Linked DNA regions of Mus musculus: regions 1 and 3 are each linked to region 2. A link is a loop called in an ENCODE intact Hi-C map of the cell type or tissue named here. Cell type or tissue: left cerebral cortex. All regions are shown on one strand. Each heading gives the region's core, and the rest is flanking DNA. Links, peaks and the distances in the headings are about the cores only. Region 1 has its middle 12 kb from the start of Gm10432. Region 2 holds the start of Gm51958 (a long non-coding RNA gene). Region 3 overlaps Gm10432 (predicted gene 10432).

Region 1 (10,710 bases), core at 1,531-9,530, 89 kb before region 2:
GGGTGGACTTAGAAAAGCTGAACTGCAGGAAACTGAGGTCTCACCAGAGCCCCACAGCCAAGTGCTTGTGCACAGTTCATATCAGCAGGTCCCCCAACTGCCCAAATCATAGATTTGGTAGTCACTTAGCCCCAGCTACTGAAGCTTCAAATTGGTCACAGGCATGGTACCTTTGGATTTCTGTATTTCTGATATTCTGTATTCCAATAGATTTAGTGGCCCCTCCCACATCGTACAAAAACAAGAATTGGTACAGTGTTGGTGGTGCAGTGGTGAGCATAGCTGAGAAGTTGACCTGATTCTGATTCTTTGTTAATGCGGTGTGCTCATCTTCGGAGCGGTGGAAAAACAGCTACCATTTGACTGAATAGCCTTCTGGGGCTCTGTGTGTAATGGGGGACTCCCTTCATTACTAGAGTTTCTCCTTACCTTTTCCGGGGAGTTCTAAGCTCCCATGCTCTATCTGAGGACTGTCAGGTGGCCTCAGCTGGTTTATAGGATCAATTTCCTTTCTCCTACAAAACCTGTTCAGCTAGCACCTGAGATTCCTGAAATGCTTCCCCATGCTAATGAGGCATTCTAGGTACCCTAAGCCCCCAGCCAATGACCTTTACTCATCCTGGATGTCCCTGCCCTCAGTCCCCACCCCACCCCCAAAAAAAGTTATAAGCCTTCAACCACCCTAAGTAAAGTTGATCTGCTTACTGACTGTGGTCCCAGTGTGGTTTATTCACCGTATGCATTCACAGGGCTTCCGAACTCCCTGTTCCACGTCTCTGCTCCCTTTGCCCTCGTGGACCCTGATCTGCCTAAGACTCAGGGCAGGGAGACCCACAGACGCTCGATGGTTAAGAGAAACAGACTGCTGTGCAGAGCTCCCTGGTTCAGTTCTCAGCACGCTGCTTGGTGACCCACAACCATTGTAGCTCCTGCTCTGAGGTATCCAGCACCCCTTCTAGCTTGATATCCAGCACCCCTTCTGGCTTGATATCCAGCACCCCTATGGCTTGGTATCCAGCACCCCTTATGGCTTGGTATCCAGCACCCCTTATGGCTTGGTATCCAGCACCCCTATGGCTTGGTATCCAGCACCCCTTATGGCTTAGTATCCAGCACCCCTTATGGCTTGGTATCCAGCACCCCTTATGGCTTGGTATCCAGCACCCCTTATGGCTTGGTATCCAGCACCCCCTATGGCTTCCTCTGGCGTTTGTAACATTGAGCTCATACCTCCCCCCTCGCCCAGCCTCACATACAAATACATATATAAAACATCCACACTGTTGGAAATCCCACAGTCCAACTGAATTCCAACTTTCCCCTGAGTATCACTTTTACAGCATCATGTATCAAAATCTTTTAAAATCATTTTGATTCCCCTCACCCCACATTTCTTTCTTTCTGGTCTTGTTTGCTATCCCCATCAGCAACTGGTGGGTTTCCTGTTGTAGGATCCAGAGGGTAAGCGATTCTCATCACAAAGCACCTTGAGGGTTTTGTTATTCCTGGTCCTTGTGTGAGCTGAGACTGGTTCCTGGATTTCTGTTCATGTGGGCAAGCATTGGAACTTTGCCCACACGTGTCTGGAAGGGAGCCATGTCTCAGAGCCATAGGGCCTCTCTTTTGGTGGGTGGAGGAGGCAGGAAGTCTTGCAGGCTGCAGAGTGTGGAGGTGAGGACATGGATGAGGACAGATGAGGGTTAAGGAGGCTATGCTAAACAGGGAAGTGTCTGTAGAAGATGCCATGTGTGTCTCCCATGGGGTCTGGGTGAAGCAGGAAACATGCAATAAGCTCTGGGACTTCTTAGAACAGGAGTCCCAGGTGTCAGGTGGCCTTGCCTCCATATGATGGGAAGTTAGGAGGAAGGGAGGGAAGGTTCACATTGGAGGACAAGGAGGCCCTAGCTGGCCATAGAACCTTTCTTTTCATAAGGTCCCCGTAGTGAGAAAGCAGTTACAAAACATACATTTTGAAGCCGAATTGTCTAGACCCAAATCATCTTTGCCATGCACTATTTCCATAGCTAGAGCTGGTCCAACCTAGAGAAATCAAAAAGGTCATCTAGGCAGGCTCATCATCTCACAGTACAACGATGGCTGCCAAGCTCCAGAGTTGGGAAGGGGCTCTCCAATAGTCTCAGCTGATAGGAGGAAGAGTTGAAACCTAAAAGAAGGATTTCTGGTGCCTATCTGAGTACTTCATCCTAATATGACTATTAGTACCATTCATAAACCAGTTCCCTCTGAATAACCATTCATCCCTTATGATCTGTCACCCACCCGAAAACCCATGAATTCCTCCATTCATCTATCCATATATCCCATTCCACTACCAACCAATTCTATCCATCTGTTTCTCTTTACCAACCTATTCACCATCCATCTATCTGTCTACCCATTTACCCAACGATCACCACATTATCTATCCATCCAGAGAGAATGACTGTTGGGATACACAACTGTATTCCTTAAGATGTGAGACTGCAATTATTAGCTTTAAACCTTTTGTTTCCAATTTGAGCTGAAATAACTACTGAATTACTATAGAGTCTGCAGTGTTGTTCTAAGTATTGTTGAGTAGGAGTACAGATTCAGGGGGGAAAAGCCCACAAAATGAACTGTTTCCTAAAGAAATATGACAATTAGATGCATTCAAGACTGTAGATTGGACCTCGGATGGCTAACGTTTTAATGTACTTCACTAGGACAATTGCTGACATTTTAATATGGGCTGTGGAAGAGATAACAGTAATTGCTGAAATGTTTAATTTCCTGATTTTGATAACTGCACTGTGGTTATATAAGAGAATGTTCTTTTTTGTAGGAAATTCTCACAGAATTATTTATGGATTAAAGGGAAAGATATCTTCAACTTACTTGCAAATGATTTCAGAGAAGAAAATTATATGCATTATATATAAAATATGTATGGGGAGAGAGAGAGAGAGACAGAGACAGAGAGAGAGAGAGAGAGAGAGAGAGAGAGAGAGAATGTGAACACATGCAATTGGTGAATCTGGGCCAAGGCTATAAGGGAGCTCTGTGTGCTATTTTTCAAGTGTTGGCTTATTACATAAAATAAAGTAAACTCCCAAACCCACAGTCCTTTCCTCTTGGAGTTTACAGAGAAGGATTCTCAGATGCATATGAATGCAAAGACAGCATATGGATTCAATCTGTGGGTGCTCCTGCTCCCGGCCTCACCCCTGCAGTGTGCAGAGTGCAAAGTGATAAAGGAGAGAGCAGAAGAGCTGTAGGGGTGTAGCTGGAGGGGAAGAGCCACAGCTTCAGGGAGAGGCAGAAGGACGCCACGGAAATCTGCTACGGGCTACGCGTTGGGATGAGTCAAAAATAAAGTCCAAGATGTCTTCTTAGCATCAGTTTTGGTGTTGGATTCTGTCACTGAGCACAACTTCATGCAAAGATTGACTCTCATGGAACCCAGGACTTATTCAGCTTACAGAAGTCTAGCCATCTCTATTCTCTATCTCTGGCAAAGAGGTGACTGAGATGTGCTAGCCAGAAAGGCTCTCCCTTTAGTATGGTGACCAGACCAGCCTGAGTTTCAGTTGTTAGAAGACTGATGGATATAAATGATGGTTGGCAGCGTCAGATTTGTGTCCAGAGAGAGCAAGGAAGTCATGGAAAACTCCACTGTCTGTGGAGCAGTCTTTGCCCCCTTACACACCTTCCTGTCAATTGGTTTACACACTATTTCTATTAATTATTAGCATCTTTCAGACAAAGAGACTAAGTCATAGATTATACAAGGCGTATTCTGATAAGGCACAGAGCTAGGAATTGAGTGGCTGTGAAAACCATCCCTGAATGCTACTCTACCCCACAAATAGCACCATCTGGGGAGATGCTAGGCAGAGACAAGGTGGAGATGGATGGACCAGAAACAGAAAGGCGAATGTCAGAAGAAAGCCCTTAGCATTTCCCTGGCATAGATCTCAAGAGGAATCTTAGCCAGGATGGCCATGGTGGGCACTGGGTGTTTAGAAGAGGAAACGAGTGGTCCTATCTGTATCCAGCCATGACAACAAGCATCATAGTGACACTCCTTCACTGAAGCTATGGGCCCAGTCCTCTCATCTAGCATGAGTGACTCCTGTCAGAGGTGGGAATTGCTGCTTTCTCCGTGGCACCAGCTCATCGGCATTCACTAAGAGGGATTTGTGGCTTTGTGTGGGCAGACTCCAATTGTGAACTTGCCAGCTGCTGCTTCCTGCTCCTTCCTGACACGGAATGAAGATGCAGTGCCCTCCCGCCCAGGCTGGGTGACTACTGAGCAGGCACCAGCTGCTCTGTGCCTCCAGCCTCCCTCTTCCTGGTGACTTGGAATGCAGCTTCACCTACCTGACCCATCTGGACTTCAGACCACACCCTTCCTGGGCAAAGAAGCTGTTAAAATGGAATCGTAGGGAACACTGTCCACGTAGAGCAGCCACTGAGGGGTGGTTGATGTGACTAAGGAGCAAGCACAGGTTGGTCAATTACAGCCTGGCATGAAGGTCTCTAGTGACGTGACACGTAGCTCTTTAAGAGATGTAGAAAGCAACCCACGAAGGAAGCTGAATGGCGAGCTTAGTTCAAATAGTGTGTCAGGGAAGACATTCAGACAAAGTTAAACTGAGGCACGATAAACGCAAGTCCTTCAAAATTCAAGTACTGGAGAGCTTGACTTGGCAACAGATTTAGTAACAGGCCATGTGCAAATGGTCTGCTTGGGTTTTGTGGTGGTTCTTTTTGTTCTCTGGGAACCAGTATTTGCTCATAGCTAACTGCAACCTTGCAGCACCCCAGGCTGCATGTGGGGTTGTTCCCAGTTATAACAGGGTTCCAGGAGGAGAAGGAGGTGTCCCTCCTGAGCTGTCACTCCTGGGCATCTCGTGTCATATGGGAATGCTTTAGAATTATGAAAGGTCAGAAACCTTATTAAATAAAGGCCCATTGATAAACAGTTTAAACTTTCTGGGCTACACAGGCTGTGTCTATCATTCTACTTGGCCCTGGTAGTGCAAACCAGCTACACACAAAGATAAACAAATGGGTGTGTCCATATTCCAGGAAACCTTTATGAACAAAAATAGGCAGTGGGTCAAATTTGGCCCTTCTTACCTGCTAGAGCAAAAGGGCAGAAATGGTTGGCCCAGTGAAGGCTCTGAGGCTGAAGCATGTATGCATTGGTGACAGGCCTGACTGGGGGCATCTTGTGGTTAGGCTGCCCACTCATTGGTCCCCGAGAGAAAGCCAGTTGTGGAAGAGGTACATGGAAGTTTGTTTTTATTGAGGTCAAGGAAGACCCTATAAAATGAATTTGGTACCACCGGAGGCTGGAGAAAAAGGGAGTTGGCTGGATGTTCTTCAGTGCCCACTTTTCTGTAATCAGAGAGTCTTTTCTTCCTCCACGGACCACCCTGCCTCCCTGTCTTGCCTTCCAATCCTGTCTTCTCGCCTCCTTGTACCAGAAGAGCTGGTTTGTCTGACCCACATGCCTAGGCATGTGGGGACACAGCCACAAGTCCCTCTGATCATGAGACATCAGGAACCAGGGATATATATTTGACTGAAACCCCAGTGGACCCTTCGGGTGGGGGAGGTTCAGGGTTACAGGGGCTGCAGATCCATTCATTTGGGGGTCGTGATGGTCAACACTGATTACTAATGTGCCAGGATCTAGATCTAGAATCACCCGGGTGACAAACCTCTGGGCATGCTAGCAAAGGGTTTTCTGGATTAGCTTAATGAAGGTATGAAGACTCACCCTAAATGTGGACAGCACCCTTCCACATTCAGGCAGAGATCCTGGACTGAACCAAGGAGAGCAGTCTGAGCAGCAGCAACCATCTCTCTCTGGCTCCGCACCGTGGATGGAATAGAACCAGCTGCCACATGAGGTGCCATGATTTCTCTGCTGCTATGAGTTGCTTTTATTTTATGTTTTCCTCAAGAGGGAAATAAGTAATCGAGGGGAGGGGGTATCTGATTCCTCAGGAGAGGATTTAGCCCAGGACAAGGCTCTTGGGGTTTGCTTTTGCCACCAGATTCTCCACCGGCCAAAATGGCAGAAGGAGTTAAAGGTGAGCTGCTGCCTCACACCTGTCCCATCAGCTCTCGATGACATGGGTGGGATGACAACCCACTGGCCAGTGGAAGAAGGCTGTGGACCTGTGTGGGAACTGCTCTGCGAATGTTCAGGGGCCTTTCACCTCAGCCCTGTGAGGTCTCATCATAGGCCTGAATGCATCCTCACCCTCAGGTCCCACCAAGTAGCTGGCAGGCCTGTGTCATCATCTTTGCTGCGTCTGCAATAGCCTTCTCTATGGCTTCCTGTCACCTCCTCTCTGGTACCTTGGAGGACTTGAGTGAACGCCCCCCTGGAATTCTGATGAGGCACTGAGCCAGGTGTCCTAAGTCATGCTCTCTCCATGCAGGGAATTCCCAGGGAAGTGGGGAGGATGCTGAGAATGGAACACGCATATCCAAATGCCAGTAATCTCCAATGGATCTTTCCCTGAGCCTGAATGATGGGCAAGCAGGTCTGGGAGCTAGCCTAAAAGTGGAGGCAGGCAATGAGGCCAGCCACTGGCTCTCTGCTCGCACTGAAGCTGGGAGATCAATGAAGACTTCAGACAGAGGGGATGGAACTGGAAAGACCCCATCACATCCTCCTATGTTCCCTGTCTGTCCCTAAGGTCACTACCCATTTTATTAGCAGCCTCAGTTTCTCAACTTGAGACCATTTAACACCACAGGGGCTGATGATGTCCCCTCTGGAATGGGACTATACCCAGTAGAGGCTGAGCAAGTCCCTGAACCTCCACAGGCCTCCATGTCTTCTTCATCTGTGAAATCGTGGGACCTGCTGCCCAGGACTCGGAGAAGGGGTGGTGGTGGTAGAATAAATCCTTATGTATAAAGCCCCAGAAATAGCGCCTGGTACAGACTGTGTTAAGAATAATGGTATCACCCAGCTTCTGAGAGCCAGAGCTCAGGAAGGGACTGAGAAGGATGGACACAAATAGGAAAACATCAAAAGAGAGAGAAGGCTTGGAGGAAAGGGAAGGAAGAGTGTGTGTGTGTGTGTGTGTGTGTGTGTGTGTGTGTGTGTGTGTGTGTGTAAGGTGGGGCCCACCGGTGGCTGGTTTTGACTTGAAGCTTGGCTCTGTGCTCAATTTCTTGTTCTCCCTTCTCCCATATAATCTCTCTCCAGTATTCTGAAGAGTTCTGCTTCCACCCCCCAGCAGTTGCCATGGTGATGAAAAAATCTGGACCCAGTGGAAAGTTCTCTGTGCTCTTGGCAATGAGGCTGCAGCACCCTGCCTCCTGCCTGCCTGCTTGTGCGTGGGCGGCCAGCTACGGCGGCTGCCAGGATTCCAGGCCAGCACAATTCTGATGGGGGCCCAGCTCTGCTCCCACGGAATCTAGGATAGGAGCCCTCAGACAACATGTAGCCTGCCCTATTTCACAGGTGAAACACTTAGCCAGGCAGGAACAGTGACTTGCTCAAGTCTGCCCACGCTTCAAACCCTATGGGTCTCTCTCTCTCTCTCTCTCTCTCTCTCTCTCTCTCTCTCTCTCTCTCTCCCAGGCCAGATATGAGTTTGGTGGATATAGCAGGTCTGAGGACATCATAGATGAAGAACAGGCTAGCTGCAGAGCACTGCAGGCTGCCGGGGAGATGCAGAAAAGAGTAGAGCTGTGAGGAAGACTCCACAACCTCTGCTTCTTCCCCTGACACAGCAGTGTCGAGGAGCTGTGACTGAATATTTGTGTGTCCCAAGCATTCATGTACAGAAATATAATCACTACTGTATGATATGAGGAGGCATAGCCTGTGGGAGATGGTTATGTTATTCGTAGAGTCCTTGGTGCTATTAGTTATGAGACCACAAAGAACTGTTTGTCCCTTCTACCATGTGAAGACACAATAAGAATGTGTCACCTAAGAGTAAGAAGGAGGGTCCCAGCAGACACTTTATCTGTCAGCACTTCTCACTTGGACTTCCCAGACCCTAGAGATTTATGATGTTAACCAGCATCCCAGTCTATGCACAGCAGACTTGAGATCAGACCAAACTTTGTCCCCTGAGCAGCCTTGGTTCAGTAACTTCGCCCAAAGTAACCCACTTTTGACCATCAAAGCCTTGCAGGATCCAAACATATGAGATAGTCCTCATCTTGAGATGGATTTATGCTAGACATTGGGGGTAATCCCATAAACAGGATGCTGTTTGTAGCCCAGCTCTCGTCCTATCTACATGCTGCAAAAGATGTTCACAGGCTTCGGAGCATTGGAATTTCCCTCAGACCCACAGGCCACCAAGAGGAGGAGACTTGCACCATCTCTGGAGTCCTGGCTATGGACACACTGAGGCCAGGCCGGGCCACTCACACCACAACCTTCCAATAGGATTCAGCTGTCCAGACTATGACTCTTGCAGAATTGCGGATATGTTGGGAAAGGAATTTCCCATCCTGTTTTTCTTGATAAAATTCAGACATCAGAAGTCCCTCATCAAGAGCACAGTGCTTCCTCTGCACCTGGCCCGTGGTTCCTAAAGCCATTTTCTGAAGAACAGAGACTAAGTTCCTGGGTCTTAATTTGCCCTGGAATCTTAGTGCTTTGTCATCTGCCTCTAGATTCATCCCAGTGCCTTCCTGATACAATGGTGAAGACTTGATCTAGAGAAGAGAAATGTTGCTGTGAGCAGAGGGGCACAAGGACCAGAGCCAAGGAGCTCAGTTCACTCCTGAGCTATGCAGTCACAGAAGAGTCACCTCCCCTCCCTGAGCCTCAGGACCAGCCTCTCTGAAACAGGATTTAGGCCCCCAGCTCCTGTTAACTTTGTATTCCTAAGAGGAAGGACCACTCCAAGCTCTTGCTTCTCTTCCAGGTTCCTACCACAGGTTCTTAGTCCTTCCCCCAGACCATCCACCACAGACTCGTGTCATTCATGAACTGATTTGCTGAGCCAGAATTTATAGCCGTCACCTGTCTTCTGGGCATGCAGCAATGAAGTGGACCAACCAGAAGCTTCCAACTCGCTGTTCAGACTGGACAAGTGACATCACACATTAGAACTCAAGATGTAGAGGGTACTACCCGAGCATCCAGGAGGGGACCGCTTTTGGTTCTGAAGAACCAGGAAAGACTTCCTGAGAAGGTCCCAGCTCAGTCAAGACCCCGACAATAAGGTTATTAATTATTACTAACTAATATTGATTCATTATTTTTCATTATTACATTAGTCAGCAAGAGAAGCCTGTTAGGGTTCCAGGGAGCGTGCGTGGGAAGAAGAGGGGGAGGGCTCTCCAGAATTACACAAATCCTCTTCCCCTCATATTTGCTTCCCGAAGAAACCACCTCACGCTAAGCAGGGACCACAGGGGAAATTCAGGACCACGGAGAGCTCCACCGCCTGTCTTCAGCTGATGCTCTGGTCCCTTGAGGCCACCCCCCCCACCCCTCCCCTGGGGTTATCTCAGACTAAGCTGGAAGAAGATGCTGGGTAGGACAGTGCAGGTTGGGAAACTGCCAGGCTTGGAGCCAGGCCAGAAGGGTCTGACTGAGGCTACTGACTGTCACCTCCTAACTGGAGTCTGATGTGCAATCACCAAGAACCTTGCTAATGACACACAAACAGGATGATGACTGAAACATGTAGTTCTCTGCCATTTAAGACCATAAAGCCCTTTATCAATGGGATACATTGTGTAACGCCTTTATAAGCATAACACAATGAATCAGCATATTATATATTGTGTTGGGTGATTGCTGTTGTGAGAAAGAGACAGGCTCTTCTCCTTGAGAGACAAAGGATCCTAAATCTTGTTAAACAAACAAACAAACAAACAAACTTCAGTGCATGCTATAAGTATGGCTAAGAGCCAGGCACCCTCCAGAGAACAATCTTATCTGAGTGAGGTGCAGAGAGCTAATGGAGGCAGAGTTGAGCTGAGTCTACCTGGATCCATCCCCAACCAGGGTCTGGGGTCTTCAAATCAGTTGCAAATACTGTGCAACCACTGGAAATGACCTGGCGAGGTGATGGGTGTTGGAGCAGCAAGGATGGGCTCAGGGACAGAAGCAGGTGGGGAAGCTGCCATTCTAAATATAGGGGTAAGGGGCTGTAGATATGGCTCAGGGGTGCACTCATGGCACAGAGTACCCAAGTTTTAGCCCCAGTACCCACCTGGTGACTCACAACCATCTAAAATTACAGTTTTAGGGACTCCCTGCCCTTGTCTGGCCTTTTCTTTTTTAAATATTTTTATTAGATATTTTCCTCATTTACATTTCCAATGCTATCCCAAAAGTCCCCCATCCCCCCCCCCACTCCCCTACCCACCCATTCCCACTTTTTGGCCCTGGCGTTCCCCTGTACTGGGGCATATAAAGTTTGCGTGTCCAATGGGCCTCTCTTTCCAGTGATGGCCAACTAGGCCATCTTTTGATACATATGCAGCTAGAGTCAAGAGCTCCAGGGTACTGGTTAGTTCATAATGTTGTTCCACCTATAGGGTTGCAGTTCCCTTTAGCTCCTTGGGTACTTCTCTAGCTCCTCCATTGGGGGCCCTGTGATCCATCCAATAGCTGACTGTGAGCATCCACTTCTGTGTTTGCTAGGCCCCGGCATAGTCTCACAAGAGACAGCTATATCTGGGTCCTTTCAGCAAAATCTTGCTAGTGTATGCAATGGT
Region 2 (8,000 bases), core at 1-8,000:
GCAGTTAAAGGACCTTAGGCCATAGAGATCCCAAATCTATGAAATAGGTAGAAATTATTATTGTTATTATTCCTATCATGATAATGTCTGGGGGTTCTAAGCCATTTGAAATCTACAATTTCAAGGAACACAATTTCCTTCCTGTGTGCAGCTGCTGCTGTTTGAAAGTGGCAAACGAGATTTGTTATGAACCTTAACCCAGTTTACAGGCTACAATTTCCATGTCCAGAGATGTAGTTAGAGAAACACAGGAAGCCGAGGAAACTTCGCTCAGCGCAGACTGTCAGCCTGCATTTACCACATCATCCGTACAGACTTGCTGGAAGCTGCACTATTAATTATTTCCACACTGGGAAACAAAAAAAAATCTCCCTTAGTAGAAGACAATACAAACTCCTGAGCAGATAATCATACAACATGTGCTGAATGTTTCTAACACTGGTCTGGTCATGTAGTGTTTTTAATATAAGCAGTCACAAAGGGTTGGTGATCTGAACACTGCGAAGGCTCCTCGTCCAGGGAGCTTTCAGAAGGCTTTGTCTCAATGTACGACGATTCTGGAACCCACGAGGCATTGACCTGCCTGGGCGCCCGCTGGACCACACTGGGGTACTGCAGCTGTAATGTTATGGGATTCCACCTCACCAAGCTGCAGAGAATGAGCCTGGCTGCCACGTGTGAGGTATGAAGGGATCCAAAAGCTGGGATCCTGGAGCCTGGATGGGGATCTGGGCTCTTACTCTCTGTCTGTCACTAATGAATCATCACTGAGAAAGCCACTGTACCTGGGTGACTTTTCTGGCTAGATGATGGAAGTAAAGATTCAGAACTGGGTAACAGTTGAAAGAGTGTACAGATAGCGCATTCTGGCTAGTTAAAACTTCCAGGCACATGCCAAGGGTCAGAAACACAGTTCCCTTTAAACACTTGTCTCGGTCACTATGCCTGGTGAGTTTCCCAGAGACAGCTCACCTCTGTCTGGCCTTCTAGTGCAATTATGGGAGATGTGGGAATCTAAGGGCTCCCCACTTCAAACAGTAGAAATCAATTGCATCCAGAATCATTAATAATGATACAAGACCTATCTCCTTCCACTGGTAGAGCAACTACCTCTGGGTCTATCCTGCAGTTTGTCTTCCATTGCCCCTTTAAAAACAGCATTCAAGACAACTAACTACACATTGTTCAAAATGGGGATATCCTTTCTTCATATTGAATGTTTTCTTCCTAGATCTCAGGGGTGCAGAGAGGTACTTTCAGGAGAGGAAATCAGCAAGACCCCAAGTCTACGGTGTCTATATACAAAGCATACACCTCCAGGGAATTACTGTTCCCCTGTTACGACTGACAAGTCAGAGCATATATAGTAAACACTGGTTAAAATGGGAACTGTAGTTTCTCTTAGAGACTCTTCCTGTCTTCCACAGCTGCAGAAGCTAAACACAAGAGACAGGGTGTGGTGGTGAAAGACCAGGAGTCAGAACGCCAGAGTTCCTATCACAGCTTTGCCTCTTGTGATATTGTGTGGTACACAATATATATTTCATCTCAGAGAGGGGCTGCAGACAGGAACCCTAACAGAGGCTGAAAGGAGAGGTGAGGGTCTGGGTTTGGTCCAGCATTCCTCACTATGCGCCTTTCCTCCCTTTTGGAATGCTGATGTATATTCCATGCCCTGTAGGTTGGAAGTTGTTATCTGCTTTTTGACTTGGATTGCATAGGGGGTAACAAACAGTCAAGAGATTTCCTTGAATCCCAGAAGAGACTTTGGACTTTTAAACAGTGTTGAGACTGTGATAGACTATGGGACTTTTGGAGTCGGACTTTATGAATTTTTTTTTGCATTATGATATATATATGACCCCTATAGGGGTCAGGCAGTAGAATGTAGTAGCTTGAATAAGAAAGGCTCTCATGGGTGCACAGATTCAAATGCTTGGTCATTAGAGAATGGCACTACTTGAGGGGGATTAAGAAGTGTGGTCTTGTTGGAGTTAGGTGTGCCCTTAATGGAAGATGTGTGTCACAGAGGCTGGGCTTTGAGGTTTCAAAATTCCAAGCCAAGCGCTGCAATCTCACTCTTCTTGCTGCCTGTAGATCTCGATGCAGAACGCTCACCTCCTTCTTCAGCACCATGTCTGCCTGCGTGCTGCCATGCTCCCTGCCATGATAATGGACTAAACCTCTAAAACCCTCTGAGGCCTGGGTCCTAATCACACAAGCTTTCACTGTGTCTGAGCCTTGTGTCAGTAAGAAGAGTTGTGAGCAGTAAGAAGAGTTGATCCAACATGGCACTTGCCCATTCATTCTGCTTTTCTGAAGGCAGAAGGAGAACACATTCTGTAAGATAAAAAAAGCCCTACCAAAACACTGGTGATTATTAGAAGGCCTAAAGTAAAGAAAACCTGCAACAGTGTGTGTCAGCTTTAAATGTTGTTTGTTAGTAAGTGATTGACATAGGAGTTAGGAAGAAAACAAGATTTTCCAATCATAAGGATGTCATTTTAAGGCTAATGACAGAGAAGGTTCAGGTGGCAGTGATCAGAGGTGGGAAAGAAGTGACTGACAAAAGAAGAAGAAGAAGAAGAAGAAGAAGAAGAAGAAGAAGAAGAAGAAGAAGAAGAAGAAGAAGAAGAAGAAGAAGAAGAAGAAGAAGAAGAGGAGGAGGAGGAGGAGGAGGAGGAGGAGGAGGAGGAGGAAGAGAAAGAAGAAGAAGAAGAAGAAGAGGAGGAGGAGGAGGAGGAGGAGGAGGAGGAGGAGGAGGAGGAGGAGGATCTGGCTGTCATCAACAGAAGCAGTATGCTGTCACAGAGAGAGCTTTAGTGTCAGACAGCCTCCTGTTTGATGGTAACTCCACTCAAATCAAAGTTGGAAAACTTGGGTATGCTGCACACTCTCCTTTAGCTTTTCATTTCCTCTAAAGTTGGGGCAACAGTAGCTGTCTTGCAAGGCTTATAGGGAGTAGAGGCCCAGTTTGGTGCTGGCACAGAGAAGTTCTCAGTGAAAGCGATCACTATCAGCCCCGGCTGAAATGATGCGATTTGGGATGCTGAGAGCCCATGGGGACCTTTCTGGTGAGAGTCTGGTCAGGTTCACGCTGTTCTGAGTGGCTAAGTCATTATGGAGAAGAACTGAGAGGGCTTTGTTCTTTACTAAGGGAGAGAAGACGAGCAAGTCAGATCCCTATCTTAAATGCAGGAAAACATTCAGACCCAGGAAAAGAGAATCTGAAACCACAGCACTTCCCCAAATGTACCCTGGGGAGAACGTCCACCCACTGCTCAAAGCAGAAACTGTGTCCTCCAAGCGCAGGTGGAGCCCCATTGGTACAACTTGTCCAAGCTCAGCTCTGCAACCCGCTTCTATTGAGATTTCCCTCAAGCAAAAATAAAGATGGAAAGAGCTGCCGAGAACATACAGTCAGGGGCTGCTCTCATTGGCCACTCTCAGGCTGGCCCATGTCTTCCTCTAGCTCCTCTTAGTGCCCTGAGGGCCCGTGCTGAGCCTCAGGATGACCGGTAAGGGCCTCGGGGACGATGGGGAACCCAGACAGATGAAGCAAAGAGGCCACACTGAGCACATGGAGGCAAGGGCAGTAGAGTCAGGGGGTTGGCACAGATCTACTCCCTTTGGACTCCAACTGCTCCCTGTAAAAACCTTCCTGCTCAAATTTCAGCTTATTTTATTTTTAGTAAAGGATGCTTCTCACGTACCATGATTCTTGTGTGAAAGTCCATATGACCTAAAGAGCCTGGAGGCTGTTTGTTGTTGGTCCTGTGGTATTGCATCTGGGGGCTGTGAAGTGTGCCGACTGCAGAGCTAGCCTTGTTTGTGCATGCTACATGCCCTAGGCAGGGTCACTTCTCATCCCAGCTGCTCAGGCATGCCTACGTCTGTGCAGTGGTAAAGGGTTTCGGAGAAACATTTATTTATATCCTGAGAAAATGAAGTTGAAACAGACAGGGAGCTCTGATAATGGCTGTCCTGTCTCCACCCATACCCAGGGCTTTGGGAGGGCTCATGTCCACCCCAGGGTGGGAACACCCTGCTCTGTCCCTAAAAGATCTTTCAAGGAAAGAAGAATATGGTCACAGGCATTTGGTTAGGTATTTTTAAAGGCTTTCCAATTCTGCTATTTTTTTTCTCTGCACATTCAATATTCTTGGTTGCTAAGTGGGAGGAAATGTGGGGAGGTGGGAGAGGTGTGGAGAAGTGAGGGAATTGGCAACGAGGAAGCTGATGGTTTATTTTCTCCCTTCTAAAGGGGGGACAGGCAAAAGATGGGCTCCACGGGGGCAACCAGCTGAGCAGTACCTGCTGCAGGCTGGGTTAGAGGGCCACGCCTCCCACGTCCTGATTCTATCGAGGGGCCGGGAAAGGGGCTTTTCAGGGAGATAAAGACTGCCATTTCCCATTTTTGCTTATAGAGATGAGTAGGATTTTTAAAGTAAAAATGATTTTTATTTTCAGATCAAACTGTGACAGGGAAAATGTGAGATTCAGCACGGCTTCTCCTTCGCCAGAGGGAAGGAAGGGAGCGAGGCGCAGCGTGAGGGGACTTACTACATCTCAGAAGTCCTATCAGACCCTGTGAGTGAAGCTGGCTTACCCAGGGGCAGCCCCATACTCCAAGCTGCTCTGTCATAGCTGAGTCGCCGGTCTATCTGAGGTCAGTCCCCGCGGCACACCCACTTCCACAGGCTCTGAGTCTGAATATTTGCTTCTTAATGGCAAAAGCCTTTTTGATTTGTTTGTTTGTTGAAACACGGTCTCTCTGCAGCCTAGGCTAGTCTAGAGCTCATTATCTTGTCTAATTTGGCCTGGGACTCTCAGCAATCCTCCTGCCTAGTCTTACTCAGATTTGGAATTAGACTGTGAGCCACATCACATTTTGTTCAACTGAAGACATTTTTGTTAAAAAAAAAAAATCAAAATTCCCACTTCCCAGTGCCACAGCCCAATTCACAGCCACCTCTCCTCTCTGTAGGTCTCTGCAGACCATGACCACCAGTGAACTTGGCTGCCTCCTACTCTCCTGGCACCACCGAGTGACAGACACCGTGTTGCCTCCTGACTCTTCAGAGCATGCTGTATGTCATCCATCCACCTTGCCATGAATTGAGAAGCCTTCTGAGCATCTGAGTCACAGGAAGTCACTTGAATCATCGGATAACGCTTTGCTAAATCACTCTGGCAGTGCGCCCCAGACTTGGGGCAAACAGATTATGGGGTGTTTGTTAGTGACCTCCTGGGGGGTCGACTGGCTGTTCTTTCCTGGATCTGCTGACTCAAAAGGGTAGCATTTTGACGGTCTGGTAACTACAGTACTACACAGTTCTGAAGGGGCAGAAGGAGATAACCTATAGAAAACCATTAAGACAAATAAATTTTATCTGTGGGGATACAATTGATTTCTATCCCGTGGAAAAGATAGCCCCATAAAATATAGTCTGTCATCTTATACAATACTATTTTTCATCTACTTGTGAATTAATTTCAGCATTTCTGCCTATATATGTTACAAACTCCTCTTTGAATGGGCCATAACCTTGTGCTGACTTCTTCACAAGTGAATAAAGTAAATAAAATATTTAATGTGTTGATTTTATATTTGTCTGAGTCATGAATTTAACTTCTTCAGAATTATTTTTAACTGTGTTCATAGTGAATTCCCTTCTTATTAGGATGTGACCTGATAGCAACACAGATCCCTTAAGTATTACTGTAGGAAGCTCATTTGGACTATGCCACTAGCCAGTTTCTAAAAAGATGCTAAGACTCGCCATTGGGGCTGGGAGGAGAGGGGAATGAAAGACACCCATGACTTGGAGGCTTCGTCAGCCCCAGGGAAGCATGAAGTCCCAGCATTCTATCTTGTGGAGAACAGGGCACGGGAGAGTGACAGAGTCTATGTCAGAGTCACGCACATGAGAGAAGGCTCTGATTTGCAGATACCCATGAGAACATGAAACAAAGCAGGCACCACTGGCCTCTTACCTGGGATTGGTAAGGTTGTAGCAGGATTTCCATATCTGTAGCATGTGCTTACAGGTGAGCAGCGCCTCATCCGGGCCCCGGCAGAGTGACTCCAACTTCACTTTGGAAAACAGTAGTCTACAGTGGGAAACAAGGGAGAAAGCACACAGCTCAGCCCAGAGGCCGCCTTGCAAACTACATAAGAGGCTCAGTCTGCGGCAGGGGGCAATTGCGCTCATTTTATTTTAATTTTCATTGTAAATTGATTTTTCTATACACTATATCCTGACCACAGTTTCCCTCCCTCAGCTCCTCCCAGGTCCGTCCCACCTATCCAAATCCACTCTCTTTCTTTCTCTCAATCTCATTAGAAAACAACAACAAACAGGCATCTAAAGAATTAATAATAAAACAAAATCCAGCAAACCAGAATAGGACAGAACAAACAAACAAACAAATAGGAAAAAAGACTGAAAGAAAAGTACAAGAAAAACATACAAATGCAGAGACACACAGAATTGCACACACAGAAATACCATTAACAACACAAAATTCAAAACAATAATATATAAGCAAAACATATGTTAAGATAAGAAAAATGCCTAGACAAAGAATTATGAAAAAAAAATCTTCGAAAAATACAATTGAGCTCATTTTGTGCTGGCCATCTACTGCTGGGTACGGGGCCTGCCCTTAAGTGTGGTCTGCATACACAGCGAGACTTCCTTAGAGAAACAAAGTTTTCCTTTGTGCACAGTTGTCAGCTGGAGATAGCTTCTGGGTTAGGACAGACTGTGTCCACTCCCCTTCTCTGCGCTGGGAGCCCATCTGGCTTGGACCTCTGCAGGCCCTGAATTGCATTCCTCTTAGCATGGGGCCATCTGTGCACCTGCAGGGTCTAGGGAGGGCAGTAGATGTGGAGTCAAGGATTCCTGAGCCCGTGCTCAACCTGTGGCTTAGTGTAAGTCTCACCACAGAGGCATGAACAAGCACAGGATGATGACCTGTGGTGAGGTTAAAAGCACTGGAGTGGGCAATTTTATTCAAAATACAGAGATTTTTATTAAAAGCATGCTTTTTAGAACTAAGCCAATTTATTTATGAAATTTCAAAAATCCATTAAACATGAACCTTGGTTTATTAATAAGATTACACAGGAGATATGACTCAGTTGATATACATGTCTGCAGAGAGCCCTTCAGGAGATTGCTATCCTTCTCAGAAGCTTTGAAAGCTTACAGAACTGGGGCATGGTAAGCCTTGCATGTGGAAGTCGGAGGCAGGAGGATTACTGTTAGTGGCTATACACTGAGTTGCAGGCCAATCTGAGCTATGAAATACCCTGTTTAAAAAGAACGACTGCAGCCGGGCGTGGTGGCGCATGCCTTTAATCCCAGCACTTGGGAGGCAGAGGCAGGCGAATTTCTGAGTTCGAGGCCAGCCTGGTCTACAGAGTGAGCTGAGTTCCAGGACAGCCAGGGCTACACAGAGAAACCCTGTCTCGAAAAAGCCAAAAAAAAAAAAAAAAAAAAAAAAGACTGCCTGAAGTCCCATGAGGCAATTGGGACATGGAGCAGGCCTCCTGACCTGCCCAGCTCTGCTCTTTAGTGGTTAGACTTTGGACTTTGAGCCCCTTCACAATCATCAAAGTACATTCTCAACATCGCCCGTGGCTTTAGCCTCCATCTAGACCTGAGTGCCAAGCAAACTGCCCTTTTCCTTGTAGACATCCAAGCACAGCTCCTTCAGTCCTTCAGCACTCACATCCAGTGTCTTGAGAAGGCTGGAGCACGGACCGAATTGCCTCTTGTCCACTCCTCGCTCAGCTCTCAGAAACCTTGCTACCGATCCAGCTAGTGGTTATTTATGTTCAGTCTCACTAGAGAAACAGCATGGCTCCTCATCACCTCAAGAGCATGTCAGGATCCCTTTGAAGCTGTCACCTCCCGATCTCACCACGTGTCATGCACCCTGAGGGACCCTTCCTCCTACCCTTTACTTCCATGGCGCTCACCAGCTGCTTC
Region 3 (10,710 bases), core at 1,354-9,353, 63 kb before region 2:
CTGTGGTGTCCAGCAGGAGTGAACAATTCGGTTCTAATTGTCTACACAGTGGGGTGTGGCAGAGCAGAAGGGCTAGTGCTGACCTCACAGTAATGGATGGAAAAGCAGCCACTTGGGAGGGGTGCACCTCTGCAGGGTGGTGAGAGAGGTGTCTGTGCGCAGGCTGTGCCAGGGACGGTGACCCCAAATCACTGGAGAAGGCTTCCCTTCGTGAAGGGGTTTAAGGTTGCCTTATGTTTCTTTGTTACACTTCTGTTTAAAAATATCTTGGCTTTACCATTGTTTGTTTTGAAACAGGGTCTCACTATGTTGCCTTGGCTAACCTCGAACTCACTATGTAGATGAGGCTGGCCCGAAACTCATAGAGAGATGCCTACCGCTGCCTCCTCCATACTTAATTAAAGGCCTAAGCCACCATATCCGGCCCTGAATCTTTTTGTAAGTGTAGGTTGTTTTTTGTTGTTTGCTTTGTAAAGCTCCTGGAAGGTACTTCCTTTGTTTATAAAGAGCAACACGGAGCTGGAGAGATAACTCCATTGGTAAAGTGTTAGCTGTACAAACAAAATGACCTGAATTCAATCCACAGCACAAATACCACTGCGGTCAGTGAACCCAAGCCAAAGGCAGACCCTGTTTCAAAAACTAAGAATGGTACTCCTAAGGAATAGCATCTCCAACACAACTACACACACACACACACACACACACACACACACACACACACACACACACACACACACACGGTAAGCAAATGAGAGTTCAGATATAGTAAGCACTGCTCTGGGTCGAAGATTCTGGGTCCATAACAGGGATGCAGCTGGGGTGTAGTCTGGGGTTCTCAGTGTCGGGTGGAGGATGCCCCTCCATTAGGAGAGGACACAGGAAAGGTTCTGGTGCAACAACAGAGAGGGGACAGGTAAGAAAGCTGGCTGCAGCCTTGGGAACTGACAGGCCAGGTGCAGACTATCAGAAGTGCCAGGGTTTGAGATGGGTCTATTGCTCGTAGCTGCTCCCAGCTGGATACGGTCCCAGGGCATACCTGAAAAGGAAGGGGTTGTGGGGTGAACCCCTGCCTGTTTTCTCAAGGAGACAGGCCATGGGGGCAGCTGCTTGACCACAGAACAATTGTCTTTCCCCTTGGGATTTCCTGGGGCTAAAGCTGTGACCGGTCAGGACCCAGGGCCTAGGCTACCCTGGGGATATGCAAGCCATTCTCCCATATCTGCTGGACGTCTCTATCTTTCAGATCTCATATCTTCTCAGATCTCTTCTTTACAGAGATCTGACCAGGTGGCACCGTGTAAAGGGGACTGTCTTCTCCTGTGCTCCAGCGACCTGTCACTGCCAATGTCCCATTACCTGACGGAGGAGGCGCTAGCTCCTTAACGTCATGCCAATGGCCCAAAGATGTACTGCAGATGTTTGGGGCCTGTCCTTTACACTATGGTAGTGGTTCCCAACTTGTGGTCTCCATCCCCTTGGAAGTTGAACAACCCTTTCACAGGGGGCACCTAAGACCATTGGAAAACATAGACACTTACATTATGATTCATAACAGTAGCAAAGTTATAGTTATGACGTAGCAACAAAATAATTTTATGGTTGGTGGTCAGCAGGACATGAGGAACTGGGACGAGAGGGTTGTAGCATTGGGAAGGTTGAGAACCATTGGACGACGGAATGTTTAGTTAGATGAACCCCTCTACCTACTTGATTCCTGTAGCAGCTCCTGCCATCTGTAACAATCTCAAATGCCATCAGACATTTGTTGCCAAATGACTCTTGGGATGGGAGTCACAATTACCCTAGGTCTGAACCTTGGATCTATGGTAATCTTTGTGACTATCAGCCCCATCTCCAGGGCCTTGCTCATGGAAGGAGAAGATCAGTTACAGGACATTCAGCCCCTGACCGTGTCCCCAGCCGGCTCTGAGCCAGGAAGATAAGCTCATTTTCTGCCTACCTCTGCCGGCTCTTGGTTCTGGTGGGTAAAAAGCCCCAACTTTTTCAGTGAAACCTTTATTTGGCTTAATAGCTGTCCCCACCCACTACATACAGGGATGAGAGCTTCACCAGCATTCTATTGGAGGGGGATTATTCTCAGTGGGTCACCGTTCCCATGTCCCTCATGCTTAGTCACTACACTCTCACAGGTTAGGGCCACTGGAGGGATGGCAAATTATTCTTAACACTATTTTAAGACAGAAGTCTCATGTAGCTCAGGCTAGTCTTGGACTCACTATGTAGCTGGAGATGACCTTGAATGTCTCTACTTTCTGAGTGCTAGGGATACAATTGTTCACCACGGAAGCCAGTTGATGACCAATGGCATTGGGTATTGGAGCCGGCATTTTGAACATGCTAGTCACATGTTCTTCTAACTGGGTCACATCATTAGCCCCCGTATGGCACGTCATTACTATCCAAGTACACGCCGGCGGAACCCCTCTCTCAAAAGGGCACTCCTGGGATAGGATCTGCAGGACCACTGCAATGCTAGCAGAAGCCGTTTGAGGTAGGCAGATGACCCAGGCACAGCTGCTTGGAGGGCCGGTTTCCATGCAGCTACCTTGCTGGAGCTGTCCATGCAGGGACCCAAGGAGCTCCAGGCATTCACAGAGCTAGGGACCCCAAATTTGTATATCTCAGAAGGGCTACGTGCAGAACTCAGAGCTTGGGTACTGGCAGACCCCAGTGAGCTTTCTAACCAAACCAGAGAAGGGACACAATTGTTCACCACGGAAAGGTTGTCACTGTTTCCCGGGGAGGAGATGCTGAACCCAAACAAGTGAGCTTCATGCTCAGGGCCAGCCAAGTTGCCTCTACTCTGCCTTTGGTAACTGAACAATATGATGTTAGAATTTCCATTCTAGAAGGAATGGGCTTAGGCTGTATTCAAGAAATCAGCTTCCTAAATGACTTCCTGCTGATCTGCCCCATGAGGGGCTCCTATTGCCCTGTGAGATCCCAGGAATGAGGCCCATGCTCTGCCTACTGTCTCTGGGAGGGGACTGGGGCTGTTCTATGGCAGTACATTCATCCACAGCATACGCAGAAAGCTGGCTCGTGAGGGTCACAGAAGAGGACAATTGGGAACGCAGCCACTAGGTGTGTCACAGCACCACCAAGGGTGCTGTAGCACTAGTTGTTTAGGCCTGGGGGACAGTGACAGTGTGACCAACATGGGTACAGACCAGGAGAGTAGCCCTCCTTTTGCTTCAAGATAGCGTTTTCAACTTTGGAGGCCCAGCTGCACTGGAATCTCAGATCTCTCCCACCTCCTCAGGGAGTTCGCACCCCTCCCCTCTTCTTTGTCCACTGCCTTCAGACTACCTCTTGGAGGAGGGACAGAGGATGGCACACTGGAGCACAAGTAGTAGACATTTTGGTACCCTCTGCTTTCCACCCCCTAGCCTGCAAACTTGGATTTGCTCAAGGCGGTGAGAAACAATTTGTCCCCACCATGACCACTCTTTGGCCAGATTCTCTGTTTGTCAGACTCCTTTGCAGCTAGCAGAAGCCATTGGCACAACACCAGGCAATGACATATAAGGGAAGGTCTCTGGGAAGACTTCCAGTCCAGAAGGAGGGAGGTTCTGCTTCTCCATGAAGGAGTGTGTGGCAAGAGGGTTTTCTTAAGTTGCCATACTCTTTGTTTATGACGGATTACAGACATAATGTCTGGTGTGACAGCAGTCACCCTACAACCATGTGGCTCCAGCTTAACCCTGAAGATGATGGGCACAGAGATAAGAACCAAATGATCCTGAGGCCACCTACTTGTGGTTCAGTTGGAGTCTCTTACTTGCACACCAGAGAAGCACTGGAATCTGGGTGCGCACAGTGGGTCCTCAGGAAATAGTGGCTGCTGCCACTACGATGTGTGTGCAAGTTGCTTACTCAAGTGAGTGCACGTGGATGATGGATCTGTGGCTTACACACACAAGGACCTCTGGGGTCAGAAGGTCACTTAAGTCCAGGAAGTGTCACTTGGCTCAGGCAAGCGGACCACTCCCTTTGGCTTGCTGAGAGGCAGCTTCCTTGACTGTATGCTGAGAATGAGGGCAAAGTTTCTAGTTAGCACTCTGGGCCTCACACCTCAGAGACAGAGGTGAAACACTGGCCCCATCTGGGGAAACTGAGACTCAAAGGGGCCCATGGAAATGCCAAAGCTGAAAGCCGGGAATGGTGGACCATGTGACCTCACGCAGACTCTATATGTGGGAGGACTGTGTGTGTGCAGAGTTGAGTGTGTGATTGTATAAGGGCATGTGGTCAAGGATGCGTGTGTGTGCAAGTGTGTTTGTGTGTGTGTGTGCAAAGGTGCACATATAGGGCTGTGTATGCAGAGGTATGTGTGCAGGGTTTTATATATGTGTGTATAGACTGTGCATACATGCAAGGGGCCTGTGTATACATAGAGATATGTGTGTACATAGGTAAGTGTGTGTATGTGCATTTATATACAGGAACATACAGGAGTATATATGTAGGATCTGTATATGGGGTGCGTGCATGTGTGCAAGTGCATGTGTGCAATCATGTGTGTATGTGTGAGCGTGAGCAAGGGTGCACCTTAAGTGTGTTTACATGTGTAGGGTGCATGCATGAAGTCACTCCTCTAGTATGGAGACAAACCCTAGAGATCTAGAGACTTCTGCTTTGAGGGTGTCTGTCCTCAGCCCTAGTAGAGTGGAGGCACCTTGTGCATCCTAGGCTCCCAGACTCCTGGCTCCACAGGGCACCCCTGTGCACCTCTGACTCCTCAGAGACCAGCACTCCCCAGGTCTGCATGCTCCCTGAGGCTGCCTCCTGCTCTCTTCAAAACACTACCACCAGCAGCAGCAGCAGCAGCAGCAGCAGCAGCAACACTGGCAGCAGCTGCCCCCTCTTTCTGGGCCAGCCTGGGCCTGACCTGTCCAGCTGCTAAGGCTACCTTTAGTGGATGTGTTTTCTGGGAACCAGACTTCTCCTCCCAGCATCTTCCAGGCTGAGTAGCTGGTCTAGAGGCGTGTGTGTGTGTGTGTGTGTGTGTGTGTGTGTGTGCTGCTCCTCAGAAAGCTTTCCTGAGGTCTGTCAATCAATACCCATCAAACCATGCGGCATCCTCTAGGTTTCACCAGCTGGGCTCATCTGAGGAGTTGGGCTGGGACCTGCAAAGCAGGAAGGCAGGTGAAGGAAGTTCCAGGCTCCTAGAATCCCCTCCTCACAGAGCCTCCTGGCTTCCCAGAGGACAGGATCCACTGGACTTTGAACTCTGGCACATTGGTTGTCCTGTGCTGGCCAGCTCTGGGAAAGCCTCCTAGTCTTACCCCGCAGGAGGTCTAGTTTTTTGTCTTTTTGTTGTTGTTGTTGTTTAACCTCATCCTCAGATCCATCTTTCACCTGTAGTGTGAGGGAGCTCTGACTCTGGGGTCACCAGTCTTCCAGCTACCGGTCCCCCTCACCTTCACAAAAACTCATCTGCCCCCCTCCCACCCAGAAAACTCACCGCCTTGTCCTAGTATCCTCCTTACAGGGAAGCTTTGATCCAGCCTGGGCCCTGCGCCAAAAAGTCATTAAAACAAAGAGCAGCCAAGAAGAGGGGAAAATATCCCTTCTGGCTGGAGAAAGCCAAACACTGTAACACTCCAGGCTCAAGCTCTCCCGGGAGCGGGAGCAGAGCTGAGGGCTCAGGGAGGGTGGGAGTGGGGGCAGGGTACATACAGTGGGAGCTAAAGCAATGGGGGGGGGGGTGTTGTGGGTGGCTCCAAGGCTGACAGGCAGAGTGCAGAGCCTGATTTATGTCTGCTGTGGCCTGGAGAAACACCCTGCCCCTTGGGGGACCATAACCTTGCTGGGTTGGGCACTACAGGGGCTGGCATGGAGTCCCTGGTTCCTGATGTGTCCTGTAGCTAACAGACATTGGGGAGGGAACACTATTGGGGCCACGTGTGTGTTGTAGCTGGCATGAGACTAACAGAGAAACCGAGGTACCATTGGCTCTTCCTGAGTTCTCTGTACCTGTCTTGTAGCTGGCCTGCAGGTCACATGACAGAAGCCTCAGAAAGCCTCACCTCCCTGCCTCGCTGGTGAAACGGATGCTCCGGATGGGAACTCTAGCGGACATGGGAGCCATTGGAGACAGTTCGGGGGACTAGATTCCAAACCTTCTGGCTGCCTCCTGGCTGCGTGCCTGCTATGAACCAAACACAGTGCTTCTTGCGGTGCGGGGGTGGGTTTGGGGCATGGGGAGCACAGGGGGGGGGCGTGGGAGGCTTGGGGTGTGTGGAAAGGCTTGGTGGGCTTGGGGCGGTGTGGGGGTGTGTGGAGAGGCATGGGGGCATGAGGCGAGGTGTGGCGAGGGGAGGGACGTGCGGGGCCTCTCATCATGATCTGATTTGACTTTACAGGGAGCAGTAGTGTGGTGCCTTTATTCCCCCTCAACCCCCAAATCCACAGTGGTGTCAGGTGGAGCCCAGAGGTGGCCTTTGTAGAGCCAAGGTCACACAAGATCCACATCGAAGCCAGGACTGACACACAGGGTGCTTGGGTCTCGTGCTGACAATCATGTGTCTTGGCCAGGACGAAGAGAGGCTGACAGTCCTCTGTTCCCTCCCCACACCTCTGGGGCCTGGTGGGAAAGGGCACAAGAGTACTGCCTGCTGAGTTCTTGTGTGTTGTGCTTGGCACAAGGGCAGGTGTTCAGTGGGCATGGCATTTAGCTGAATGGTAGGCAGGGTCAGCATCATTTTAACAGAGCCTGCTGGCCAAGAGCCCAGGGGAGAACCTGATGTTCGCAGAGACCATGTGGGGACGGATGCTCATGACTGATGCAGAGGCCCACAGAGGGGATCTCAAAGGCAGCATAGCCTAAAGCTGGTCAGAAGAATAGTCTACAGGTTGCAGGAGAGACCCCAGTCTAGAGGCCATGTTGTGGCTGCTGGGGCGCGGTTTCTTGGTTCTGATTGGGTGTAGCGGAGACCAAAGGACTGAGGTGCCCTGTCTGTACCATGGACTGGGCCCTCCTCTCTCTCCCAGCTTCAGGCTTCTCTGGCTTCTTGAGCCTAAAGCTGAAAGCCTATCTTCGTGCCTGTCCTTTGATCTTTCACCCCTCCCCTCGGCTGAACATTTTTAGGGAAGGCTGGGGAAGGGCCATGTGGAACAAAACTCTACTTCCTGTCCTTAGCGAAGCTAGGTACCACCAGAGAAGCCCACTCAGCGTGGGCGCCGTGGTGTGAGTGATAGAAAAGCTAGGCCTTCGGCTTCAGGCTTTGAGCCCATGCTGGTTGCTAGGGTAACTGCAGCCCGTGGCAGGAGGCCTAGCAGCTGAGAGGAGGCGGATACTGGAGTGCTGGGGGGGGGGGGGGAGTCAGCTCAGCCCCCTTCTTTTCTGCTCCAATGGGGGAGTGTGTTGAGCTGGAGTGTGTGTGTGTGTGTGTGTGTGTGTGTGTGTGTGTGTGTGTGTGTAGGCCCAGGGTTAGCGTAGCTTAGCAGCAGTAAAGCTATGTTCTTTTCCAGAGACCTCTTCTTAGAGTAAGTCCACATCAGGAATCCCTTTTATTTTGTTTTGTTTTTGTTGTTGTTTGTTGTTTTGAGACAGAGTCTTACTATGTAGCCCTGGTTGTCCTGGAACCCACTATGTAGACCAGGCTGGTCTTGAACTCACAGAGATCCAACTGACTGTTTCCCAAGTGCTGGGACTAAAGGTATGCCAGACTCTATAAAAGCCTGAGGCATTGAGTGGAAGGGCTTTAATGTGTGAATTTTTTTTTTAATTTTTATCATTTTTTATTAATTTTTTTTACACTCCAGATTTTATTTCCCTCCCAGTCCACCCTCCAACTGTTCCACATCCCATACCTCCTTTGCACCCCCCTGTCTTCACGAGGATGTCCCTACCACCCACTACCCACCTCACCCAAACTTTAAACTCGCTGGGGTCTCCAGTTTCTTGAGGGTTAGATGCGTCTTCTCTGACTAAACCCAGACCCAGCAGTCCACTGCTGTATATGTGCTGGTGGCCTCATCTCAGCTGCTATATACTGCTGTACTTTTATAAATGTATTATTCTGCAGATTTTTGCTTAGTTTCTGAGATTTTTAACATTTGCAAACTACAGTTCTTCTTTGGAACACTATGCCATGATTTCATAGATACATAGGTAGTAACATAATGTGTGAATTTTGAAGGGGTTGTAGTCAGGATTATTAACTATTAAAACAGTCATTAAGCTGTATATGTATGTTGTAGCCATCACCCTGTCTCAAGAGCTGAATAACCTTGTCCCAAGGAAACGTTTGCTTCCAGACCCTGGAGACTGGCTAGGTTATTCCTCCCTCAACTGACAGAAAGGTAGATGTGACACACTGAGTGTGTCAGTGACGCCACTGGAGACTACTTTTGTGCGTATGTCTATATGTATGCATGCAAATTCATGTGTGTGCCATGCAGGTGGAGGCTAGAGGTCCACCTGGGCCATGGACCTTCAGGAGCTGCCCACCTTGGTTTCTGAGGCAGAGTCTTACACTGGGCCTAGGACTCGTCTGGTGAGCTTGAGAGGCTAGGAGTCCTACTGGGTTGGCTTCCTCAGGACTGGGGGTTACAAACTCAACCTACCATACCCAGTGTTTTACATGGGTTCTTGGGATCGAACTCACAGGGCAACAGCCTGATTGACTGAGCCTTCTTTCCAGACCCTGCAATGGGAAGTTTTGAAGTAAGAAAGGCCCAGGCTGTTGGAGGAAATAGAGCAGGGACCATGACTGAGATGTCACTGGCCTCAGTGTCTCTGACTATGAGTGGGTGGAAGGTGGCTGTGATAAACTGGGGGGTGGTTTTCTGTGGTGATAGGCCTGAGGTCATTCTTGTAGGTGTGTCTGCATCTCTTCCAAACCAAAGAACACTCAGACCCACAAGGCCAGTTTCTCTCTCCTGCTTCCCCTGAGAGGCAAAGGGTACCCTCTAGCTGCTTGAGTGGGGGAGCTAGACAGCAAGGGACAGAGCAGGTAGCTGGGGCCAGATTGTGAGAATTTGAAGGTTCTAGATCATTTTGAAATTTAAGTTCTTGGAGTCTTCTCTTTTGGGCTACGGACTCTCAGAGATGAAAACTGGGCCTTCAGGACTGGAAGAGTATCAGGAACACTGTAGGTGCGCAGGAAAGGGACTTCAACACTCAACCATTGGTGTCACCGTCTGGGCCTCTGTCAGGACGACCCAGTGGCTGAGGGGGTCGCTGAAAGAACAGAGGAAGGTCTCCACTCTGGGCTGGCCGTGCCTCTGCTTGGATAAAAACCTATGACATTGGCACGGCCAAGCCTTTGCTTCCCCCATCTGCTGGGCTCCCCAAGGCTGGGGTGTGTCTGCAGAGGCATGGGCAAAGGAACAGACCTGCAAGCTGCTGCCTATTTATCTCCTTGTCGAAGGCTCGCGCCTTGGGCTGGTGTGTTTCTGAGCATCAGGGTTTGCCTGTGAAAGGACAAAAGCTTGATTGTGAAGGAAGAGCTGCTCAACCTTTCATTAGAAATGTCTTCTTTATCCCAGGGGAATCTGACTAATAATGACACCAGTAACCTCCAGGTCCTTACATGGATACTACCCTTCACACATTTCCAGGTCTGCCCACCTCCACCATCTGGCTGGCATGTGCCAGCTCTGGGGACAATAAGACAAGGAAATGGAGACTCCTTTCCAGATAGGGAAACTGAGGTAGTGAGAAACAATGTGGGGTATCCCAGTGCACGGGACCATGGGAGCCCAGCCCTGTGAGAGACAAGGGTGGGGAGGCTGTTGCCCATGTCACTGTGTGCTCCTGGAGGCCTGGCTTTCAGTAAGCTGGGAGACTGGGGTGGCCAGAACAAGCCAAGGGTCCCCATGGGCTCATCCTCGGCCCCGACACAAGCTCCGCCCGGCCGAGCCTTCACTTCCTGAGCTGGCTGCTAGAACAGGCTGGGTTGCTGGAACCCTTCCTAAAAAGGAATCGGGCTGTGGTGGCCCAGGCTATTTTTAGCCAATTGTGTTGAAAATCCCAAGTGCATGTAGCATCATGTGTTTTCTTTTATAGCGGGGAAAATAGGAGATTCCCACACCCTCCCCAAAACGGGTTGTGCCCTTTGAAGGAGTCTCATGTAGACCTCTTACCATAAGAGCCCAGCAAGTAACCCGCCTGTGGCTAACCAGCCTGGGGTTTCTGGGTTCAGGCCTTCTGGTTCACAGAAGCACTACTGCTGACCCAGGTTCTTGGGGAGTATAAGGTATGTGAGGATTAGCTCATGTTTCAAGTGGGGGTTGGACAACTGTCTTTAGCCCCATCTCCTTGTCAGTTCCTATTGTTTTAAAATATTGTTTCAGGGCTAAAGAGATAATTCAATGGTTAAGAGCACTTACTTACTGCTCTTTGAGAGAACTGTGGTTTGGTTTTAAGTACCCCACTTCAGGTGGCTCACAAAGGATCCAGCGCCCTCTTCTGGCCTCTGGGGGCACCTGCACTCATGTGCGCATACCTACACACAAGCACATGCATATACAGAATTAGTAAATCTTCAACTACAACCTTTAAAGGTATAACTGACATCAAAGAACCTGTCCATATTTGCAGTGTCCAGTGTAATATGTGTGGAAATATATCTACTGCTATGAAGCTGTCACCATGATTATGACAGTCAATTTATCCATCACCCCCAAAGTCTTCTTCCTTTTCTGTGACAACTGCCTTGCTGCCCCGGCCACCCT

Evidence for each region. A loop is a pair of places that touch in the nucleus more often than their neighbours do. Peaks named below come from ENCODE experiments on the same cell type or tissue, not always from the same donor. Only the 100,000 strongest peaks of a DNase experiment are listed, where the experiment ranks them.
Region 1: it touches region 2 in a loop (4-fold over the local background); 3 of 42 quality-filtered maps call a loop at or near these places.
Region 3: a loop joins it to region 2, with 7 times the contacts of the local background. A loop is called at or near these places in 2 of 42 quality-filtered maps.

The regions. Positions count from the first base shown.
Region 1 is chr12:100,258,784-100,269,493 of GRCm38, forward strand. No RefSeq gene overlaps it. Among named protein-coding and RNA genes, the nearest start is that of Gm10432, 12 kb to the right of the region's middle. In left cerebral cortex, for the core only: a CTCF peak has its summit at 5,844; DNase peaks (open chromatin) are centred at 1,589, 3,171, 4,230, 5,768 and 4 more places; H3K27ac peaks cover 7,567 bases.
Region 2 is chr12:100,349,006-100,357,005 of GRCm38, forward strand. Ttc7b (tetratricopeptide repeat domain 7B) reads right to left here. Exons shown (of 20, transcript NM_001033213.1): 16 at 5,998-6,114. It overlaps Gm51958 (a long non-coding RNA gene), which reads left to right and starts at 402. Exons shown (of 3, transcript XR_003950124.1): 1 at 402-682; 2 at 4,471-4,669; 3 at 4,988-5,600. In left cerebral cortex, for the core only: CTCF peaks have their summits at 580 and 6,164; DNase peaks (open chromatin) are centred at 721, 3,294, 3,913, 4,299 and 1 more place; H3K27ac peaks cover 6,712 bases.
Region 3 is chr12:100,284,211-100,294,920 of GRCm38, forward strand. It overlaps Gm10432 (predicted gene 10432), which reads left to right. Exons shown (of 4, transcript NR_045741.1): 2 at 6,015-6,214. Among named protein-coding and RNA genes, the nearest start is that of Gm10432, 13 kb to the left of the region's middle. In left cerebral cortex, for the core only: no CTCF peak of the experiment used is centred there; DNase peaks (open chromatin) are centred at 3,655, 5,552, 6,008, 6,776 and 1 more place; H3K27ac peaks cover 4,116 bases.